Linked DNA regions of Homo sapiens: all the other regions are linked to region 3. A link is an interaction called in ENCODE POLR2A ChIA-PET data of the cell type or tissue named here. Cell type or tissue: OCI-LY7. All regions are shown on one strand.

Region 1 (8,000 bases), 410 kb after region 3:
TCATCCTCTGCATGTCCACCACGTGCCTTACAGAGAACCGGAGGCCCAGTCCCAACCTCGCCCATCCAGCTGATGTCTGCTGGCCCCATGCACTGAGCGTGCAAGCTGCCCCGATCCAGTCCCTGACTCAATGGGGCTTACCTCAAGTGAGGGAGATGGCACTTGTCCACTACACAGATAGGTCAGGCCCTAAGTGCTCATGAAGGGAACTGGTGGGGAGGTGATGGAGAATGACCGTGGAGGGGGAGGAGGGAGGTGCCACTTCCAGAGAGAGCTCAGGGAGCCTTCTGAGCAGGTGATGATAAGCTCAGCCTGGGGAGGAAGAGCTGGCCACAGACAGAGCCAAGGAGAGAGCCACAGCCAGAGCCATGAACAGAGGAGAGAGCCCCAGGAAAGTTCTGAGGCAGGGGAGCACGGGGCATACTAAAAGACAGACACCAGGCACAGGGTATGGGGAAGAAGGCGCAGCTGGGCTCACACCAGGTGAGGTGACCAGCTGGGATTTCACCTGCCAAGCAACAAGAAGCCAGGAAGGACACTAGGCAGAGACGGGGCTTCTGGATCCACTGTCAGTGACCACATAGGAGATTCCTGCAAGGAGTGGGGGTTGGTGCTGGAGAGAAGAGGCTGGACTCACTCATTCAGCCAACACAGGCGCATGGTCAGGAGGCAACACTGGGGCCACAGGGACAGGACAGGGAACAAGCAGACCCCACCCTCTAGACCTAACCTGTAGACCACAGACATAGTGTGAAGGTCACAGAGAGGGGGCTTGATGTGTTGGGGAGAGACAGAGAGGACCTGAGGGCGTGTCCTAGCGTGTGGGCGCCAGCAGAGGAGTAGGATGTGGTGCCATTTACAGAGACTGGAAGGCCGGGGGCGGGACAGATTGAAGGGACCAAAAGCAGGTTGAGTCTTGCGGAGTCTGGGGTTCCTATGAGACGCCCAGTGGAGGGGCCAGGCAGGCACCTCCGCCCAGGAATCAGGCTCTCCAAGGAGAGGTGTCTGTCGCATCAAGGACAAGGAATCCCGGTGGGAATCCTCAGCACCAAGACCTGGGTAAAGCACTGAGATGAAGCGATCAGGGCTGGAAAACCAGGAAACCAGGAAACCAGGACTTTCACAGCAAGTCATTTAGAAAACATAGACTCACTCACAGATGGACTGCGATGCACGAGGGCTGAGCCCTGAGAGGAAGAGATCAGGGCTGGAAAACCAGGAAACCAGGACTTTCACAAGCAAATCATTTAGAAAACATAGACTCACTCACGGATGGACTGCGATGCACGAGGGCTGAGTAGATCTAGGCTGAGCGAGCAAGGGGAGGAGTGGGAGTGTGAGATGGGGCGGGAGAGGAACGGGAAGGAGGGCGTGTGAACAGAAGGCTCACGATGGGCGCCAGGAGCTCAAGGAGGCAGCTGGGAGGGGCATGGGCGATGGGCAGCGGGGGTGATGAGGCCGGTTTGTGGGAGGAACCGCACTGTGAGGAGGGGAGAGGATCCTTCCAGAAACCCTCCCAGAGAGGCTTGCCAGGTGGACAGTGGTGGGCAAATGTTCGTGAGAAGCACGGATGTACTGTAGCAGGGAAGAATGGGAGCACTCCAGGACACAGCAGGATGGCGGCCACGTGCTGGCCGCACCCGTGACTCGCACACAAGGGCATGGTGCCATCTGCCCAATCCTGCCCTTGGCCTGACATCCAATGGGGAATGTGGACGTGGATGTGCCCCGGTCTTCTCAGCTCAAGGAGTCGCCACGAATCCACTGGAACAGACGCTGTTGGCCATCCCTGAAACATGCGGGTGTCATGCTCCGGCTCCTGCTGACTCAGGGCAAACCTGATCCTAGCCAGAGGTGGAGCATGCAGCCAGGAAGAACATGGACACGGTATGTTCACACACACGGCGCTCGGCCCACCACTCGCCCACGAACATTTTTCACGCCACTCAGCCAAAGGCAAATGCCTGCCCTACGCAAGACCAGCTCAGAAATCCATGACTTCCAAAGTTGGCTCTGTGATTATCAGTGCGTGCCAAGGAGCCTGTGTCTCCCTGAGATCTGAAACCTTGGCAGGAAGCTGAGATGAGAGATTGTTGCAGGGATGGTGAAGAACTGGTATCCTTTGCAAGAAAAATACTAACTGGTGGCTCCGCCGTGCTTCATTTCTGGCAGAGCCCTGACTTGGATGCACTCTGACTGTCGAACAATAGCCCTAAATGATAGAAGGTAAACCTCCATTTTAATAATTCATCTTCTTGGGTTTGGTTGTGCTTGATCAAATATACTAAACTTAATAAAATAATTTGTCAAGGTTACGGCATCTTAGTACAAAAAATAAAAAAGCAAGATCCCTGAATTGTGCTCAACACTATCCCCAAGCTGAGTGATGTGCATGTGTGTGCATGTGTGTGTATGTGTGCGTGCATGCATGTGTGGTTGTGTGTGTGTGTGTGCAGATATGTGCCCAAGTGGTGGTGCATGCAGGGATACATGAATTTTAGCCAAGATCTGTTGCAAAGGGAAGCACAAAGCTTCAATGTGCAAGCCTCAGAGGAAGTTGCTAAACGCCTCCATCTTCCAGTTTGGAAACTAAAACTCGGCCATGGCTCTCCCCTCTGAGAGGCACCATAGCGCGGCTACCGGTGCGGCCACTGCCACCATGCTGCTGAGTCCATATCTTTGCCCTGTGTCCCTGGACAAATTTCTAACCTTTCTTCCCTTTCCTTAGTTGTGCAGTAAAGATGATAACCATCATAGTACTGACCTCGTGGGGCTGTGTTAAGGCTCAAGGCTTGACAGAGTATTCTGTCCATCCCAGAACTCGCCCAGTCCTGTGTCGTTGCCACTGGTCTTCCCAGGTCCCCATGCCCCATCCAGATTCCACAAAGAGCAGCGTTTCAGGACCTGCGACATCTATGGGGTGGTGACTGCCATGAGAAGAAGCTCTTCAATGAAAGAGCTTCCTCCTGGTCCAAACCTCCCACACTGCCACACAGAGGTACTCAAAGCCACCCAGACCAGGTTCCCACATCATGGTCTCAGCCTATGTGGGGACACAGGATTTGGGAGGGGAATGGGGCAGAGGCAGAGGGCGCCACTGGGTCCCGGCCTCACATTTACAAAGGTCTCCAAAGTTAAAGTGTTGATGTTGCCTCCGAATATTTATAGTCCTGGAGATATTTTGTCAGAATTTAGAGGAGATTCAAAATCTGTGTCCCTCTCTCAGGCCATACCCCTATAGTGCTCTCAGAATTACTATTTTTAAATAAATCCTATAATTAGCTTATAAATTGCTATGGAAATATGGAACATGAAATGTGGAAATTACCTTCAAATTATCTTTTTTGTTAAAAACTTATATTTGCTCAATGTAAATATATTAAATCTACCACCATTTTGATATCTCTGTTTCAGAGCTTTTCTTTTTGCTTTCGTTTTCTATCTGCTTGTTTGCTTGCTTATTTTTGAGACCACAGATGAAGAGGGTGGAGTTAATCACATATTTATCCTATTGTAGCGTATTTTCACCATGGATCTTTGCAAGGTTCCCAGGTCATTTTGTTGTCTACACATTCCTTTCCGTTTCTCCCCACCCTGACTCTCACCTCCTCCCCTCCCCCCGACTCTCACCTCCTCCCCTCCCCCAACTCTCACCTCCTCCCCTCCCCCAACTCTCACCTCCTCCCCTCCCCCAACTCTCACCTCCTCCCCTCCCCCAACTCTCACCTCCTCCCCTCCCCCGACTCTCACCCCTCCCCTGCCCCTCACCCCTCCCCTCCCCTGACTCTCACCCCTCCCCTCCCCTGACTCTCACCTCCTCCCCTCGCCCTGGAGGCAACAGTTTTGCTCTGATTTCCGAGTAGTTGCTTCTGCATTTCATGTTCTTACAAAATAGGCATTGCAGTCTTATTTGTGTGTATGTTTTGTTTGCATAAATGGTATTGCATTATATACCTCATTCTTCTCCTGACTTTTTTTCTCTCTAAAAATCCACTAGGTTCTGAAGTCTCACCCGTGTGGCAGGGGCACATTTGATCCAGGTTCCCATGGCTGCACGTGGCTCCAGCATGATCAGCCACGTTTCACCTGCACATTCTTTCTCTGATGGCCGGCACCCGGCTGCCTCCAATGCTCTCCCACGTACGTTCTCCACACGGAACAGCCTCAAACCCGTGGACCGCGGCAGATCCCATGGAATGCCTCTGGGTTGTATACTCAGCAGCGTAACCTCTGGATCATAGCATCAGGAGCCCCAGATCCTTCTGGAAAGGCTGAAGCATCCACACTCCATCAGCCACCATGAACTTGCCTGCAGAACCCATCCAGGCCAACATTTGGCTTAACCAGCTTTTTAACTGTTTGCCAGTCCAACAGCTGGACTGTTTGCCAGTCCAACAGCTGGAAAGTGGCATTGTGTTCTAGTTCTCATGTGTGTGATTACTAATGACCTTGAGCTTCTCTTTATATGCATACTAGCTTTGGGGTTTTTCTTTCTGTCATCTGTCCGTATCCCTTGCCCATTCTTCTGCTGCGGTTGCTCTCCTTGTCTTTTTGATTGGCTGGAGTCCCTTGTTAATCCCTCATCAACTATTAACATTGCAAATATCTTTTCTCATTTGTTCAGCTGTGCATTAACTTTGTCCATCTTGTCTTTCATTTAACAAAAATCTCTAACTCTGACATAATGAAATGTGTCAATGTGTTACCCTATGGTTTGTGCTTTCAGATTTTTATTTAAGACATTCCTGCTTATAAGTAACAAAGATTTTTCTCCTGTATATTCTTTTAACTTTTTCTTTTGCTACTAGGACTTTAATTTAACTAGAATCCAGCTGTGTATATGGTGTTAGGTAGAATTCACGGTTTTTAAAAAAAATGTTTTATCACAGATTAGTACTGCTATGGTTTGAATGATTATCCACTTCAAAACTCATATTGAAATTCAGGCTGGGCGCAGTGGCTCACACCTGTAATCCCAGCACTTTGGGAGGCTGAGGTGGGCGGATCACCTGAGGTCAGGAGTTTGAGACCAACCTGGCCAACATGGAGAAACCCTGTCTCTACTAAAAATACAAAAATGAGCCGGGCATGGTGGCATATGCCTGTAGTCCCAGCTACTCGGGAGGCTGAGGCAGGAAAATCACTTGAACCTGGAAGGCGGAGGTTGCAGTGAGCCAAGACCATGCCACTGCACTCCAGCCTGGGCAACAGAGCAAGATTCTGTCAAAAAAAGAAAAAAAAAAAGGGAAGGAAGGAAGAAATTTAATTGTCATGGACACAGTATTAAGACGTAGGACCAGGTTAGGCATTGTGGCTCACACCTGTAATCTTAGCACTTTGGGAAAACCAAGTTGGGCAGATCACCTGAGCTCAAGAGTTTGAGACCAGCCTGGGCAACACAGTGAAACCCCATCTTCACCAAAACAATAAAAAATTAGCTGGGTGTGGTAGAGCACACCTGTGGTCCCGGCTACTCCAGAAGCTGAGATGGAAGGATCACTTGAACCCAGGAGGCAGAGGTTGCAGTGATCTAAGATTGTGCCACTGCACTCCAGCCTGGGTGACAGAGAGAGACCCCATCTTTAAAAAAAAAAAAAAAAAAAGGTCTGGGACCTTTGGAGGTGATTAGGCAATGAGTGCTCATCCCTCTTGAGTGGGATTCGTGTTTTTATAAAAGGACAAGTTCATCCCCTTCTTGCCCTCCTGCCTTCTGCCATGGGACAATGCAGCAAGAAGGCCCTCACCAGATGTCAGCACCTTGACCTTAGACTTTCCAGCGTCCAGAACTGTGAGAAAATACATTTCTGTTTGTCATAAATTACCTAATCTCAAGTATTCTGTTGTAGAGCACAAAACAGATGAAGATTGATACTGAGATTTATCAAATGCTTTTTCTGCATTGATTGAGATAAAATATATTTCTTTAATCTATTACAATAGTGAATTATATTGAGAGATTGTTAGATATTCCTGGATGAACTCTACTTCATCACTTATTTTTCTTAATATTCTTTTAACTAATTTTAAAAAAAATTAACTAATATTTTACTTAGGATTTTTAAAACTCCATTTATAAATAAATGGGTCTATATATTTTTTAATTCCTGTTGTCCCTATTTGATTTTGAAATCCAGATTACATGAGCCTCACAAAATGAGCCAGACAGTTTCCATTCATTTTCTAATTTTCCAAATATCTTGTATAAAATAGAAATTAACCATTCCTAGAAAATATTATAGAAATCTCCGAAAACAATTATCCAGACTTGGATTTTTTTGGTGCCTTTGACTGCCATTTAACTTCTTTCACATGCATTCATCTATTCAAGTTATCTGTCTTGTCTTTCACAAGTTTGGCATTTTATGCTTTTTATAAGAATTTGTCCGGCCAGGCACGGTAGCTCACACCTGTAATCCCAGCACTTTGGGAGGCCAAGGTGGGCAGATCACCTGAGGCTGGGAGTTCGAGACCAGCCTGATCAACATGGAGAAACCCTGTCTCTACTAAAAATACAAAATTAGCTGGGCATGGTGGTGCATGCCTGTAATCCCAGCTACTCAGGAGGCTGAGGCAGGAGAATCACTTGAACCCGGAAGGCGGAGGTTGCGGTGAGCAGAGATTGTGCCATTTTGCACTCCAGCCTGGGTAACAGGAGTGAAACTCTGCCTCAAAAAAAAAAAAAAAAAGGAATTCATCCATGTCATCTAAGTATCAAATTTGTTAAATATGCCTATGCATAATACCAATTAATTATCTTATTTATTCCCCCTCTTGCCCTCCTGCCTTCTGCCATGGGATAATGCAGCAAGAAGGCCCTCACCAGATCCCATTTTTATTGGTCTTTCCAGAAGTCTGTCTAGCATATTAAATTTTTTAAACCAGATTTTGATTTTGTTCATCCTCTGTAGGTTTTATTCATTCTATCTGTTTCTACTCTTATATTTTTCAGCTCCTTTCTTATGTTTTCTGGGAGTGGAGTTGGATAGGTGTTGCTCTCTTGCTCTTTTTCCAGCTGCTTGTGCTAAATAGCTGGCTCATTTGTTTTTCCCATTTGTTGTTTCCTGATGAACGCATTATAATCTTTCAATATCCCTTTAAGAGCTACCTTGGCTTTGCCCGAAGGCATGTCACTGATTTGGGCAGGTCACATTGCGTATACATAGAGGAAGTGCTCACATAAGTAGAGTACTCACTCTATGCACTTCTTTTTTTTTTTTTTTTTTTTTTTTTGAGACGGAGTCTGGCTCTGTTGCCCAAGCTGGAATGCAGTGGCGCGATCTCGGCTCACTGCAACCTCCACCTCCTGGGTTCACGCCATTCTCCTGCCTCAGTCTCCTGAGTAGCTGGGACTACAGGTGCCCACCACCACGCCCAGTTAATTTTTTTGTATTTTTAGTAGAGACGGGGTTTCACCGTGTTACACTCTATGTACTTCCTAATTTCCTTGATCATTTCCAAGGGCTATCCATAAATATATTAATTACTTTCCAAAATATTGGAGTTGTTAAAAAAAATTGTTTTGTTAATTTTAATGTCATTGATTTGTGATTAGAGAATGCAGTTTATTTTGTATTAATTATTAGAACTTTATTGAGACTTCCTTCATGGCTCAGTGTCTGGCCTATTTTGGTAAATGGTGTGTGCGTGCATGGGGGAAAGGCATAGCCTCTGTCTGATGAATGGTAAGTTCTCTACATATCTCATATCTTCAGCTTACTCATTGTATTGATCAAGACTTCAGTATCTGTTTTCTCTGTTCGATCATTAAAAGCTCCAACTACAATTGTTGATGTATGTTTTTCTCCCTGGATTTGTAAGTATTGCTTGATATTTTTAGAGGCTGTTCAATTAGATTGACCCTTGAACAGCACTGGGGTTAGGAGCTCTGCCCCCATAAAGTGTATTGCTTTACACTTTTGACTCCCCCAAAACTTAATTACTAACAGCCTACTGTTGACCGGAAGCCTTACCAATACCATAAACAGTCAGTTAACACAAAT
Region 2 (8,000 bases), 94 kb before region 3:
GGGCTTAGTATGGAAGTGAATTAAGTGAACAAAATTACAAGGCAGCTTATTCAAAGGGGAAAATTGTTTTTGGATACCTTATTACATTAATCGTCTATATGCAAATCATTTTTTCTAAATGCAAATGAGTCTCCATTATTAGAACAGATGCATGGAAACGCACCGTGAATATTCAAGTCAGCTCCCTGCTCATGCTTGAATGCGATCCAACAAAAATACCCTCTCATTTGGACCCTGCTGAAATTCAGGCCATTTTATCCACAAACTAGCAAGTAATTTCCTAGAGTGAACACCTGAGGAAAGAAATCTTCACTTTTATTGATAAATCGCTAATAAAATCCCCACATCCATTGCCCCTTCCAAATTTGGACAGATCGCTGCAATGGTACCTGAAAAATAATAAATGAAAAATGACTTGCAGTAAAGTGTGCCCCAGCTGATATTCTCACCAGACAAATTAACAGACAATCTCAGGACAGGAACATGCAAATAACCGAATGTTTCCCTAACTTCGTATTGACTTTGGCTTCTAAAATCAATTTTCTTTATTAGCAGATGAATCTCTGCAAAAGACTGGCTGTGCGGAATCTGGATAAATTATTTAAGCAGTAAATTGTTTCCATTCTAACTGGTAAGAGCAGGATGCTTTAATGGTATATAGCAGAAGCTAAGGGCCTGGGGCAAGGTCACCCTGGAGGGGAAAATGAGAGCTTAAGCAATCCACAAAACTATATCTTTGAGGTCAGAACCAGACAGGACATCCACACTGCACAACCCCCACAAAGTGCTGTTCAAATTGTAGCCTAAGTGTGATTAGGCAGCCTACGCACTGTGCAGCCTTACACAGTGGCTTTGGTAACCTCTCTCTCTCTCTCTCATTGTCTCTCTCTCCCCACCTCCCCATGATAGAGAGAGAGAGAGAGAGAGAGAGAGAGAGAGAGAGATGATAGATAGATGATAGATAGATAGATAGATAGATAGATAGATAGATAGATAGATAGATGATAGTTATATTAGATAGATGATAGATAGATAGATAATAGATGAAATTAGCATTTAGATAGATTAGATAGATAGATAGATAGATGATAGATAGATAGATTAGATAGATAGATAGATAGATAGATAGATAGATAGATAGATAGATTTGAGAGAGAGAGAGAGAGATAAGATTTATAGGATTTATTTTAAGGGATTGGATCATGTGATTATGGGGATTAGCTCTCCAACAGGGTAGAGACAAAGGGAAAAGTCAATGTTACAGCTCAAGAATGAAGGCTGCCTCAAGGCAGAATTCCTTCCTCTTTGGGGACCCCAGTCTTTCTCTGAAGACCTTCAACTGATTGGATGATGCCCACCTACATTATGGAAGGTCATCTGAGTTACTTAAAGCCTACTGATTTAAATGTTAATTTTATCTACAAAATAACTTCACAACAACATCTAGACTGTTGTCTAACCAAACAACCAGACAACAGAGCCAAGGCAAGTGGACACATAAAATTAACAGCTGATTTGTGTCTGCCAGCATCCTTTCCCCCTTTTGCAAGGAACTCAACTCACATGGTCCTTAGGAAGCCTCCTCTCCTTCACCCAATCCTTGGAACCATGTGTTTGGGTACACAGACTGAACCGTGGATTTCAGGTGTAGATTATGAGTCAGGCCTGATCAGTCAGCTTGTTCCTTTTCACTTCATGCTCACCTTCACTTCTTCCTACAGGCCATAGGGATTACTTTCAGCTTTCAGGATGGACACATAACCCAGGCTGGCCAATCAGAGTATTTTTTCTTCTTACCCTCTACTCCTGGCCAGTGTGGTAGATTCAGGATTGGACGGTAACTAAAGCAGTTCCTATGAGACCCTACTCAGGTGAAATTGTGTGAACTGTAAGAAGAACTGAGAGGCTGGGACAGGAAAGAGGAAAGCTTGTGAGTCCTCTAATCCATTTGAACCCCTTACCTAGAGTGTCTAGATGTTTCTATGATGAGACTGTAGGTTCTGATGTTAGCTCCAAGAGGGCAGAGCTTGGGTTCATTCACATCTCCACCTAAAATGCCTAGAACCATGCCTGATATAGAGTAGGAGCACTATGATTATATTTAAATGAATGAATGAATGAACCAATGATGTTCCATTCTTGCTTACACCTGTTGGATATCTGTCACTTGTACAGAAGCACATGCCTACATCAACCACAATAACCCGGGACAATGGACCATGGAATCTACCAAGACTTGTGGTATTGTTACAAATAAAGGCAACTCTACTTTTCCATCCAGGTCATAGCTAAGCTCACTCAAAAGCAAGTTGATTGGCAAAACAGGCCTCGTGTATTTTCTCCCTCCATAAGTGACATTTATACACTCCTGAAGTTTCTTCTTCTAACAACCTGCCAATGTTTCCCTGAAAATCAGTTGCTAACAAAAGAGAGACCTGGCTGAATACTAATGGTCCAGAATAGGAAACCCTTTTTGTGGGCTTCCAGGAATGCATGATTCAAAGGCAGGTGAGTTTAGGTATGGTCAAAAGATTCACAAAGAAGTTTAAAGTTCTTGCAACAAATGGGTTTCAGATTTCTTTTGTGTTGAGTTTGTATGTAGAAAGATTTTTCTCATGTTCATTGGCAGAAATAGCAGGCAATGGTTTTAACATGGAGTCACCAAACCATGAAAGTATTGGGGAAACCAAGGCTCCCAGTGTGGTGGAGATAGAAGGTCTGTGTGGTGGAGGTGGAGATGGAGGGTCCATGTTGGGTAGAGGTAAAGGGTCTGTGTGTGGTAGAGATGGTGGGGTCATATATGGTGGTGGAGGTGGAGAATTTATGTCTGGTGGAGATAGTGGGGTCACGTATGGTGGAGGTGGAGGGTCTGCGTGTGGTGGAGATGGAGGGTCTGTTTGTAATGGAGGTAGAGGGTCTGTCTGTGGTGGAGGTGGAGGGTCCGTGTATGGTGGAAGTGGAGGTTCTGTGTGTGGTAGAGATGGTGGGGTCATGTATGGTGGAGGTGGAGGGTCTATGTGTGGTGGAGATGGAGGGTCTGTTTGTAATGGAGGTAGAGGGTCTGTCTGTGGTGGAGGTGGAGGGTCCGTGTATGGTGGAGGTGGAGGGTCTATGTGTGGTAGAGATGGTGGGGTCATGTATGGTGGAGGTGGAGGGTTCATGTGTGGTGTAGGTGGAGGGTCTGTGTGTGGTGGAGATGGTGGGGTCATGTGTGGTGGAGTTGGAGGGTCTGTGTGTGGTAGAAGTGGAAGGTCTGTTTGTAGAAAAGGTGGAGAGTTCATCTGTGGTGGAGATGGTGTGGTCATGTAAGGTGGAAGCGGAAGGTCTGTGTGTGGTGGAGGTGGAAGGTCTGTGTGTGGTAGAGGTGGAGGTTCCGTGTGTGGTAGAGATGGTGGGGTCATATATGGTGGAGGTGGAGGGTCTGTGTTTGGTGGAGATGGTGAGGTCATATAAGGTGGAGGTGGAAGGTCTGTGTGTGGTGGAAATGGTGGGGCCATGTGTGGTGGGAAGCAGGTGACCCTGGGTCCCTGAGCCATGGGTCCCTCTGCTCTGGTGACTCTGGTCTGAGGGTTGTCTGGGATGGAGACTCTCAGTGCTACCTCTGGGGCTGTGAGGAGCTAGCTGGGCCCCTGGCTGAGGGCTTCTCACCCCGGCAGCACTGTGCTTTCTTCTTCTGTCTCCCCAAGTCAGCCCAGCCCTCTCCGAGGTTCACCTGCTCCTGAAGAAGGAAAATGTCCACGAACATCAGCTGATGAAAGATGTCTTAATCAGAAATCATGAGCCTCCAGAACTGACTGACCATGCGCGTTTGACTAAGATCATTCACAGAACGGTGCATGGGTGCCAGGTCAGGGCAGGCCTGGGGCAGGGGTGCAAGTGTCAGATTTAAATTTAATATGTGTTAGGGATTTCATTTTTCATCATGACTGAATGAACGTCAATCTCTACTTGCGGGCTTTCTGGGCCAGGGTGCCCACACCCTCAACAGAGAGTCTTGTTCAGTCCAGTGTTCCCTTTCTTGAAAGGCCCAGTCCTCACCAGCAGACTCAAGTGTCAGGATCAGCAGTGGGTCCCAGGGCTGTGCGTGGCCATCCAAGTCCTAGGGAAGCCTACTCAGGACCAGTGTCATCCACTCCCCAGCTTTGCTGGTGGTCCCGGTACATGCATAGCCCAGAAGATTCAGCACAAAATCCAACACCCATGCTGCATCTTCCTGGCCATTCCCCAGCCACCATGGCTGGAGAGACTCTGCCTCCCCACATGGCTTGCAGTGTGGGGGCACTTCCTCTGAGCTCTCTTTTCTGGACTATCCTCTGAGACCGTCTTAGCCACTCAGCACCACTTTCTTCTAAGCTGTCTGCCTTTTCCCTGAATTTCCACAGCATCCCAGACACAGTTGTTTGGGACCAGAGTCTGATCAGTCCCTGCAGCCCAATCTGCAATAGAATCCTGGGGCTGCCACACGTTGGCATCAACCCTGTGGCTTCAAACAACAGAAATTCACCCTCCCGCAGCTGTCGGGCTGGAGCTCTGAAATCCAGGTGTCTGCAGGGCCTCATTCTGCCGATGGCTCTCACGGTGGTTCTTCCCGGCCTCTTCCAGCTTCCGGTGGTTACCAGCAGCCCTCAGCATCTTGCTTGTCATCAACACGATGCATCCCTCCCATTCAGTGGCTGACTCCTCCCTGTGTCTTTACATCGCTGCCTCTGTCCAAACTTCTCCTTTTTTGTAAGGACACCAGTCATGTTGGATTAGGGCCCACCCCAAAGATTAGGGCCCATCCTAAGGACCCCATTTTTCATTTGATTACCTCTGTAAAGACCTTATTTCCAAATAGGGTCACATTCTGACATGCTGGGGGTTAAGATTCCAACTTATCTTTTTGAGGGACACAGCTCAGCTCACAACCCCTTCCACTCCCACAAAGCTCTGTTCCACTCAGCAACACAGGGGTGGCTGGAGAGCAATCAGAACTGCAGTCAGACATCTGGCAGCCCCCAGCTTCTGGCACTGACCTGTCCTGTGGGGTAGACACCAGGCGCTGACTCTACGTCTCCATCGCGCATACCTGTCTCCTTCCTCGTTCAGCCCAGGCTGGGGAGGCCATGCCTGGACACGAAGGCAACACTTGGCTTTCAACCTTACTCCAGCTCTATAGTAAGGACCTCGGCAGCAAGCACTCCTCACAGCTCAGAGCATCCCAGCCTGAAGAGCCTCACTCAGAGAAGAGTGACATCAGGGTACCCCTGGCCAGGGCCAACAGAATATCAGGGAGGAAGCTAGGTGGTAGAAGAGGATGTCTTGTCTTTGTGCCCCTAATTTGAAACTTCTCCCCTGAGTTAATTTCATGTTCTTCCTATAACTCTTCTCTCTAAAAAGGAAACATCGACATTTTTTAATTTCCCTGATCTTCTATTTATCTGTTTCCATATAACTTTACTTTCTCCCAACCCAAACCTGACTGTTCAGATCACAAGATGATGGCCCAGGAGAAAAGCTATTCACTGGCTCTTACAACAGATAATTCAAATAAGAAGTTGCCACCTCTGCTCTCCCAGAGCTGAGGGTTGGCTGGAGGGGACATGCCCTGCCCTGTTTCCTGGTGATTCTCCATAACCGAGTGCCATTAGCAGTGGACACAGAGCTGATCATGCCTTTGAGGGAGGGGCGTGAAGACTTCACGGGGGACCAGCACGTAGAACGGATCCAAAGGGAATCCCTAGGGTGACGATGTCATCACGCCAGGGAACGGTGCCCACTGCAGAGAATACTTGAGAAGCAAGGCTGGACAGGCTGGACAGGCCTATTGAGATCATTTATGAAGCTGTGTGGAGATGAGCTAAGAAGGAGAGACAAAATTCATCAGGCAAGCCTACGGACCCCACAACAGATACTCCCAGCCAGAGCAGGAAGCTGAGTGAGCAAAAGCACCCCAGAGCAGGCTCCTGCAAAGACCACGGTCCTCTGCAACTGACATGGATGGAATTTTGTCATTTGCCTTCCCTTCTATTCCCACCACTGTTCCTGGGCAGATCCTTTGAAGGCCCTCCTCCTGTAGGAGTCCAGATCATGCTGGCCTCAGAAGCCAAGGTCAGCTCATTAGAGCCACCTGCTGTGAGAGGCTGTCACATGTGTCTCTCCTAAGGATGATTTATCCCAGTGGCCCCATCTCCTCCGATGTCAGAGAGCCTTTGCAAAGTGCTTTGCTCCCCAGAGGGGTTACCTGTGACCCAAAGGTTTGCAAAGCTGTCAGCAGCCTTGACCATGGGAAGCCTGGCTCTGCCCAGCTGTCGGCTCCAGCCTGGCAGGGACAGGCCATCTATTTCCCAGGGGACCCAGGGCCCTGTCCAGGACTGGCTCCTGCAGATAGCTGCAGCAGCAGGGGCCAGGGTCTGGGTTAAGCACTGCAAAGTGGACGATGATTTCAGGGAACCACAAGTGGGCAGCCTGCGTGAATTAACGCGACACTTCATGCATGCTTAATAAAGCTTTTGTTCCGTGTTTAGGAATTAATATAAACATATCGAACTGTCCACAACAGAGCTGCCTGAAGAAGCCACGGGGCTCGCCCCTAGTGGAGGTTGGGGGTCTGATTCATCAATGGATTAATGCGACATGCTCGGCGTTGACCGAATCACCGCGCTTTTCTCAGGATGAATGATTAACGCGTTATTGGTGGAAGTGATTAGAATGTTTACCCTTGCCTTTCTTGCTTCTTAGACTCTCTGTCCTGTTAGGATGTCTTCGTCAGCATTCACCTCCATCGTATATAAAGTGCCGTTTCTAATCTACCTTGTTTAAAGCAGCTGACTGGGGCAATCTGAGGAGCATGTGTCTGGAAAGAGCTGCACGTCTTTCCCGTTCTGCAATGGTGTTCACTTTTGTGACAAACTTTTTGTAAATAGGAGCAAGCGTGGAGGCCATCCTGCTTGCGACAGTCTTGTGCTTTGCTGAAAAATCAGCATCATTTCCTAAGGATTGCTCCACCGAGCTGCCTCCTCTGGCAACTAACTCCAGTCCCGGGCTTCTGATGGGACTCAGCCAGCACCTCACCTATCAGTGATAACCCTCTGCCCACCTTGTCCCCAGACTTGTGCTCTGTGATCAAGACATGCACAAGCAGACAGCACAGGAGGCTCGCGGCCATCGCAGAGCAGCAGGCTGCACCTAACTTCCAGCCAGCAAGCACTGGAGCCAGGACAGGTGCCTGCAGGCTTTCTTGGGAGAAACACTTCACATTTAAAAACAGCAAGGCTTTGCATTGTGTGGATAGAGGGAAAAAAAAGACGGCTCGTAAGAAGTGGCAATCAATATGCCTCACTTTTCCATCCAAAGCTATTTCCAATCTGTCTCAAGCTATTTGTTATTAGGCTCTTCAGCATTAAAAATGTTCTGTATTTAAGTCAAGGCGAGTGCAGGCACTGGAGGAGGTCGCGGGGAGCTCCCTCCTTCTCACTCGCTCTAATCTTGTGATTCTTCCAGCTCAGGGGTCACTAAACCGTGGTGCAGCTACACCCGGCCCACCACTTGTTTTTGCCCAGCCTACAAGCTAAGAATGGTTTTTACATTTCCAAATGGTTAGGAAAAAAGTCAAAAGAAGGATATTATTTTGTGGCAGGTGAAAATTACATAAGAATCAAATTTCACCATCCACAGATAAAGTTTCCCTGGAATGCGGCCACGCTTGTTCATATCCAGGTGGCCTCTGGTTGCTTTTGTGCCACGACTTGGAGTGGAGCCACTCCCACAGGGGCTGCACCGCACGCGAGGCCTGGAGTGTTCACTGCCGGGCCCGTGACTGAGAGAGCGTGCTGACCCCTTCTTTAGATAAGTTGTCATATATGGAAGGAAAAGGGCCAGGGTGTTGAGGAGCCTACGTCAAAGTTTGGTTGGAATATGTGTTTAGAAATTAAATTTATCTTCTCACAGTTCTAGAGGCCAGAAGCCTGAAACTCAGGGTCAGCAGGTCACGATCCCTCTGCAGGCTCTTCCTTCCTGAC
Region 3 (8,000 bases):
CCAGAGGCTGCCCACACTTCACATGCCAGTTGCAAGTCTGCTTGCCCCCAACTTCTGTCTGACCTGACTACAAATTGGAGCTTCCCACAACCCCTTCTCCCATTCGATTAATTTGCTAGGATGGCTTACAGAACTCAGGGAAACACATGCTTATGTTCACTAGCATTTTATGCCAATAGAGGGGATTCCAAAGGGCACACAGGGGCAGCCAGATGGGAGGTGCTTAGGGCCAGGCATGGGGGCTGGGGTGTGGGGCTTCCATGCTCTCTCTACAGAGCTGCACCCTACAGGCGCACCCACATGTTTGGTCATATGGAAATTCTCCAAACCCCATAGTTTAGGGGTTTTCATGTCGACTTTATCCCATAGGCCTGATGGATTACTGACTCAATATCTAGCCCCTCTTTCCTTCCCAGAGGAAGGGAATGGGGCTGAAAGTTCCAGGCTCCTAATCCTGGCTCAATCTTTCTGATGACCATGCCCCATCCAGGAGCCTTCAAGAGTCACCTTATTAGACTAAAAGATGCTCCAGTCACCCAGGAAATGCCAAAGAATTTACAAGCTCTGTGTCAGGAACCAGGGTCAAAGATGAAACATTTGAACAAAAGATTTCTCACAGCACCCCTACCACTCAGGAAATTCCAAGGATTTGGGGAGCTCTGTGCCAGGAACTGAGGACAGAGACCAAATATATGTTTCTTATTGTTATAATTTTTTTCCTACTATTTCACTGAGACTTCCTGCAATTAAAAGCTTGGGGCCTTATGCTATGAAATTCCAGATTTAAAAAACTCTAGTTCTCTTCCACGTGTATGGCAAGACTCTGCCACAGTCTGTAAACCCCACAGTCTTCACCAGGCCCCTACTTTGCATAACTGAGGTCCCAAATCCTGCTCTTTGCTGACGGGGTGCAGGAGGGAGCAGAAATGATCAGATCTCATTGAGCCTAGATAACTTCGCAATGTGGATTCTACTGAAACCTGAATATAGTCAAGGTGCAGTTGAAAGACAGTAGATACTCTTTCTCCTACGATATTTCTGCATAGTACAAACAGCCAGCAGAGGGTAAAAAAGGAAGCTGAACCTAAGCCACCTGTAAGTACCTTCAACAAAAGGGCTGGATTTTTCAAAATAATTAAAATTGAAAAATGTGGAGTGTTCATTTTGTTAACAAGAGCTCGGTTACTGCTTTTACTGTGAAATGCCATATATTCAAGTAGAAAACACTGAAACCAGCAGTTGTCTTCAAAGCCACAGTATCAACAATATGGGTGAAACTCCCGTGTTGTGTGTATGTATGTATATATGTGTGTGTATACACCTGTGTGTATGTGTATATGTGTGTATATGTATACATGTATATATGTGTACACATCAGTGTATGTTTATATGTGTATAGACATATGTGTCTGTAGGTATATATGTTTGTATGTGTATATGTATGTATATGTGTGCATATGTATGTGTGTATGTAACTGTATATGTGGCATATACATGTGTGCATGTATATATATGTATGTGTATATGTGTGAATACATGTGTATATCTATGCATACATGTGTATTTGTGTATATATGTGCATGTATGTGTGCATGCATGAGTGTATGTGTGTATGCATGTGTGTGTGCACATGCGTGTGCATATATGCATACACATGTATGCACGTGTATGTGTGCATATGTGTGTACGTGTATATATGTGCATGTGTGTATATGTGTATGTATGTGTATGCAAGTGTGTATACATGCATGCATGTGTATATGTGTGTGTGTTTGCATGTGCATGCCCCTCTTGAAACCCATCCCCTGCCTCTGAATTTGGCCCAGAGATAAACACTACTCTGCATTCATTGAAATGACATCAAGCCACGTGAAGTTCTCCTTTGACTGCCTTGTTTTTGTGTAGGTGGAGGATCCCAGCTGATGTTTTAACTACACCCTGACTAGCAAGGCCCTCCCAAGACACACACACACGCACACACATCATATACATGTGTATACATACACATCACATATTTATATGCATCTATACCATGTACATGTTTACACACATGTCACATATATACAATATATACATGCATCTATATCACATACATGTTTATACACACATATCACATAAGTATACTATATATCATCTGCACATTTAGGCACACACCATATATATATGCATGGATATCATATACATGTTTACACACTTATGTACATATGCACTCTATCTCTGTTGCATCTTGTACACACAATCTGTTGCACACTCTTGCACACCACCTCAAACCCACTCATCACACAATTTTACTCTCACACTCATACACGCACTCATACACACTCACACTGTCACACTGACACTCACACACATTCTAACACTCACACACACTCACACACCAACATGCTTCACATACTCCCCATCTTGTATACACTCACACAGACACACCCACACTTAGCCTCTGCAGTCTTTCACCACTCTGTCTCACACACATAAATGCCCACACACACATTCTTAGTCACTCACTCCTCCTTGTATTCACACATACACACACACACAATGTCACACACGCTCACATACACACACAGTTGCATGCACACAGACACAGAGTCTCTCACAGTCAAACAGGCAATGCCAAGCAGTGTGTAGATTGAAGAGGGGACATTTGATCATGATGAGTGGCCCATGCTTTGGAAAGGAGAGTGACAGGTTGGTCTGGGTTTGAATTTGAGGGCCTGAGAAAGGTTCAGTGCCTGGCTGAACTTCAGCCTGGTGAGCGATGACATCAGCCTCACAGGGTCGGAGGCCACTCAAGTCGACATCTCATTTTTCAGGAGGCCCAGAGATGGAGCCCATGCTCCCGTCCTGGGGGCAGGTGAGGAGAGGCCCATGACCAGCGTGCAGAGCAGCCGCATTTCTGGACCTCAGGAATATCTGAGTTGTTGCCACAGAAACTGAAAGAGGTTTCCTAAGAAATAAGCTTTTCTAAAGAAGCGTGTTTACATGGTTATAACAAACATGTTTAGAGCATCGTATGTCTGCGGCCATGGCTTTGGCAAAGTCGTTTCATTCCGCAAACAACCGTGCAGTGAGCTGCCTTGCTGTGCACCTGCCCTGCTCCAGACCCTGGACAGAGCAGCCAGGGCCTCCCCATGAAACCTTCTAGCATGTGTGAGATCCTCCATAAGTAGGAAGTCCATGCAGGAGATCTCAGCAGTGGCTAATCTGCAGGTGAGAACACGGAACCAGGTGGGGAGAGCTCAAGGAGGGAGCTCAGAGCAGGCCTGTTCATAAATGACATCCTGACTCAAACCTCACAACACAACGGAGAGGGCAAGGAAGCTTCCAGGGGGACGGTATGCCGGGGGGAGGGGACAGCAAGGGCAAGAGCTCAGAGGCGGGGCATGGGAGGAGGCACAGCACGGGAAGGGGCGGGGCATGGGAGGAGGCACAGCATGGAAGGGGCGGGGCATGGGAGGAGGCCCAGCACGGGAAGGGGTGGGGCTGTGGGAAGAGGCACAGCAGGGAAGTGGGTGGGGCCGTGGGAGGAGGCACAGGCGGAAAGGGGGCGGGGCTGTAGCCTAGGATGAAGCCTTGGATGCCATTTTTAGGGGCACCTGAAAGCTGCCAGAAGCTTAGGTGCGAGCTGAGAATTGAAAATGCACCTCACCTTTTGAAAACATGACCAGATCGCTGCAGAGAGAAGGAATTTCTAGAGTGGAATGTGCGGGAAGTGGGGGACTTCCCAGAGAGGAGTCATCACAAGGGGCCGGAGAGAGGCAACGGGCCCTTTGCACAGGCTCCTGGGCAGAACACGAGCAGGAAACGGGGACTGAGGCAAAGGAAGAACCTTCCCAGCTCCGGAGGACACTTTCCTGGGAGATGAAGTCGTGATGGAGTGGATGTGAGTCCCATCAGCCCCACTGCTGATGTCTGGGTGCCACGGAACCATCTTCCATGGCAACGCTGCTGCTATTTCACTCGCTGCCGTCGGGCCCAGGACGATCCCTCCTTGAGCCGGTGAGGCTTTTACACAGTCAGCCTGAAGCCAAGCAGCCTGTTTTGTTGACTTTTTGCCCAATCATGTCCAGCACGTGGAAACCATACCCCACGCAGAGATCAAACCTCCACACACAGAGCGAGGAAAGGAAGCAGGCTTTGCTAAAAGGACCCCATCATTCTGGACTGACGCCTTCATTAAGTCCTTTGTAATTCATCCTTATAGACATAAAATTATCGTCCGAAGGAAGAATGTTAATAAAACTGACATTTCTCCGTCAGTCATCTTAATTCACAACATAACACTTTCCGGAGCCAGTTAGGTGTGCCTGATGACTACATGCGGCTAAACATTGTTGTTCACTGGAAACGCACATTTCGAAGTCCCTGCCATCATTGATTACACTGAGAGCAGCCTCTTTGGTCTGGAGAAGCATGTTAATGTTACTGTTTTTGTGCCAGGCCGGCGGGGGAGCACACCCTCAGCCTGCGCCACCCTCAGGGACCCATGATGTCCCGAGAATCCCAAGAGCATGTGAGCCTCCTAGCTTGTGACAGCTGTGTGGAAGGGCCACGCCATGCACGTGGAGAGAAACCTGCCTCAGAAGGATGCCCAGGTGGCCCAGTTGTGGATGCAGCCACTGAAGCCTCCCTCTGGGGTCCCCCTCCAACAGCCTCAGTCCTCCCGATCACCTGCGCTGACCCCCCTCCCCACATCCCATGAGGAAGCTCAGCTCTTGGAACAAAGGACCTGGGACTCAGCCTTCTGATGTCGCAGGACTTTTCCTTAGCTCAGCTAATGACGGGGTCCTTGTCACATGGCCATGAAAGATTAGGCTCACAGACAATTTGAAGACTGAGAATAATAGGATTTATTGGGCAAAAAGGAAAATAAAGGGGGAATGGGGACTCAGCAGAGCAAGAGTCTCCCCAGTATAGGCTTCCCGCCTCACAAAATAAATTCCAGGTTCCAACCAGGAAGAGGAGTGGCCAGGCTCCTCCCTGCTGCAAACACCGTGAACTTCTGTGGCTCCACTCCAGTGTACATGCCCAGCGAGCAGGCCGGCTGGAGTTTCTCCGAGAACCCCTTGCCACCTGGCTGTCTCACTGAGAGTGTGTTGGATTCACTGGAGAAAAAGAGAGGGAGGCAGAGTGATGCCAGGGATGCAGAGGGACCAGAGGTCAGGTTCCTAGGGCTGCCAGGACAGGGGACCACAGACGGGGAGCCTTCACCAACAGAAATGGGTTCTTTCATAGTTCTTGAGGTCGGACGTCAAAGATCAAGGCGTGGGCAGGGCTGGCTCCCTTGAGGCTCCGTGGGAGGCTCTGTCCCAGGCCTCTCCAGCTCCTGGTGGTTTTTGGCAATTCCTGATGTTGCTCAGCTTGCAGATGCATCACCTGATCTCTGCCTTCATTGTCACTTGGCATTTTCCCTCCGAGTGCATGTCCACTTCTGTGCCAGGTTTCCTCTTTGTATAAGATGTTCAATGAACATTACCTTGTCTCTTGTTAAAACAGTGAGGAAGACTTTATTCAAGACCGCTGCAATGGAGGAGGGAGACTGAGATCAATGCCAAATGCAATGAAGACACCTGGGATTTGTAGTCTGGGGGCCCATGAGGAGCTGGTGGATGGAACCACCAAGAGGAGACCCAGGGACAGGGACTCTCACTGTGGACTCAGCAGGGCTCCTGCTGCAACTGGGCTGCAACTGGGGGTGGCCAAGACAGACAAAAGCTTGGTCAATGAGAAAGACCTTGTCAGGAACACACTTGTGACCTTGAGCATTGACCATTGACATTCGATTTGTCCTTTAGCATTGACCTTACACATTTCATATGACCTTTGACATGGACCTTTCACATCTGATTTGTCCTTTGGCATTGACCTTACACACTTGATTTATCCTTTGACATTGACCTTTGACATTTCTTATTGGAGTAAGGCCTACCTCAGTGACCTCTTGTCAACCTGATGATCTGCAAAGACCCGATTTCCAATAAGGTCACATTCTCAGATACTAGCGGTCAGGATTTTGACATCTTTTAAGGGGACATAACTCAACCCATATAAAAGGGTATATTTACCTTACAAAATCCAGCTAGGAGCATTGTCAGCAGGTCAGCCTCCCTAGAAACAGAGCCTGAGAGGTCTTCCGACCTGGGGAGAGGTTACTGTCAGGATAAACCTATAAAGGAGGGAAGGAAGGAACCTGGAGGTGGAGGAGACCTTCATCCCACCTTGTCAAGCCAGGATGACTCAGGCATTGGCCTGATCTCAAAGGAGAGCCCAGAGCCCAAACTGCTGTACAGGGTGCTCCACCACTGCCGCAAGGGGACCCTTTGTACCTGGATCAGTCAGTCCTGGAGAGGGGTCAGCCTCCCCATCAGGCGGCTTCTGGAGTGGAGAGCAATTCTCCTGGGGGTTGAGGGAGAGCTGAGAGACCTCAGGAGTCACAACACACTGGGGGCCGGTCTCAGGCCTGGCGAGGGAGATGGAGCAGGGCACGGCTGAGCAGGGCACGGCGGGGTGGGGCAGCCCAAGCATGTGGCAGCAGAAATGATGCTCCAGGTGCTCACGTGGGCCAGCCTTGCTGCTGCACTGGGAGCTTCTGGCTCCTGTCCTCTCCAACCCCATATATCTCGCCGAGAACTAATGCCCTTTAATGAAATCAAGCGACAGTGACAAAAGCCCTAATTTTATGTCTTCTTCATTCTCCAGCTGCAGCTGCAGTGCCCTTAGGACATTTCCGTTGACCAAGTGCAATTTATCTGAACTGAAAAGGAGCAGAAAGAGGCAGCTGCAACTCGGAGCTCCCTCTGTGGGCAGAGTGAGAACCTCGGTTTTCTCAGTATTTTGTTTGTCTTGTGTGTCCCCATGGGACGTCATCACTGCAGTTCAGGGGTGGTGACCAAGTTTGTTTCCCTGGTGGGCAATTTCCCATAATCTAACCCCAGCAGCAATTCCAAATCACTTTAAATCGAACGAAATAAATGTCTCTTTTGTTTCCGTCTTCTGAGGTTGGGGAGGAGAAACTTTGTTGCAAAAGAACTTTAAAAAAATACCCTTAAGGGGTTGCATTATTCAAAATGTCACAAAATAACCTTTGTGTTGGACACTTTAAATAAAAGAATGCTCTGTGAGTAGGTTGGGGAGGATGGAGGGAAGGTGAAGTTATTTTATTAATTACTTAAAAAAAACTTTAAAAAAAAATGCCCCCAAACCACAAGGCAGAATGACCCTAAATCTTTGGAGGACAAAATCTTGGGCTAACTTAAAAAAATTCTTCACATACTTGCGCTGCTCGGTTTCCATGGGAACCTAAAGAGGAACTCTATGATGCCTGCAGAACATCTATTTTTACATTAACCCTTCGTATCACAAACAAAGGAAAAATAGACAAGAGAGGGAGAGATGGGGAGGGGCAGCTTAACTATCTTCACTTGTGCTTTAAAGACCTCACAAGTGTAGTTGGGCTGGAGGACAAGACCGCCAACATCATCTGAAAACGGAAAGCAGACTGGTATATTTCTTTCTTTTAGAATGACACTCAGGAAAAGTAATTAACATGAATGTTGTTAAGTCTGCTATTTGCACCACGAGGACAATTCCAACTCAGGCAGCAGCATTTTCATCCTGGGATCTGAGAGCCTCGGAATGGGGGATTTGATCCTAGAGGCAGTGAGAAATGTGTGTATGCAGGTCATTATTCTGGGTTTGCAGCTGGGCTCACGTCCAGCCTTATGCCACTGGGTCTGGGTTTACAGCAGTTCTGAGCCCCCTGGGAGGGGCCTGGAAACTGTCAGTGGGTGAACACAGTTGCCTTTTAGGAAATAATGTTACCCACCACCTACATTGAGGATAACCTGTTTCAGAGGCTCCTAGTAAATGTAAATTTAGGCCTCTTTCCTCTCTGAGAAAGGAAAAGGCATAACTTTTGAGAAGGAACAAAGGCTTCAGCAACGGTTGGTGGAATGTGATACAGCTTCACTTATGTTTTTAAACCATCCCAGTGTTGGGGG

Evidence for each region. ChIA-PET counts read pairs that join two places held together with the same protein. Peaks named below come from ENCODE experiments on the same cell type or tissue, not always from the same donor. Only the 100,000 strongest peaks of a DNase experiment are listed, where the experiment ranks them.
Region 1: POLR2A ChIA-PET joins it to region 3 with 7 read pairs; 1 of 35 experiments calls an interaction of 5 or more read pairs at or near these places.
Region 2: POLR2A ChIA-PET joins it to region 3 with 7 read pairs; 2 of 35 experiments call an interaction of 5 or more read pairs at or near these places.

Annotation. Positions count from the first base shown.
Region 1 is chr1:4,012,704-4,020,703 of GRCh38, reverse strand. It overlaps LINC02780 (long intergenic non-protein coding RNA 2780), which reads right to left. Exons shown (of 4, transcript NR_186588.1): 4 at 8,000. Among named protein-coding and RNA genes, the nearest start is that of LINC02780, 41 kb to the right of the region's middle. In OCI-LY7, a CTCF peak has its summit at 3,126; DNase peaks (open chromatin) are centred at 3,833 and 7,143; H3K4me3 peaks cover 284 bases.
Region 2 is chr1:4,515,873-4,523,872 of GRCh38, reverse strand. No RefSeq gene overlaps it. Among named protein-coding and RNA genes, the nearest start is that of LINC01646, 52 kb to the left of the region's middle. In OCI-LY7, no CTCF peak of the experiment used is centred here; no DNase peak of the experiment used is centred here.
Region 3 is chr1:4,421,514-4,429,513 of GRCh38, reverse strand. LINC01777 (long intergenic non-protein coding RNA 1777) reads right to left here. Exons shown (of 6, transcript NR_027088.1): 4 at 6,327-6,754; 5 at 6,066-6,166; 6 at 4,830-5,520. Among named protein-coding and RNA genes, the nearest start is that of LINC01777, 13 kb to the right of the region's middle. RefSeq lists enhancers at 3,942-4,443, 6,001-6,501. In OCI-LY7, a CTCF peak has its summit at 6,773; DNase peaks (open chromatin) are centred at 3,463 and 6,793; H3K4me3 peaks cover 834 bases.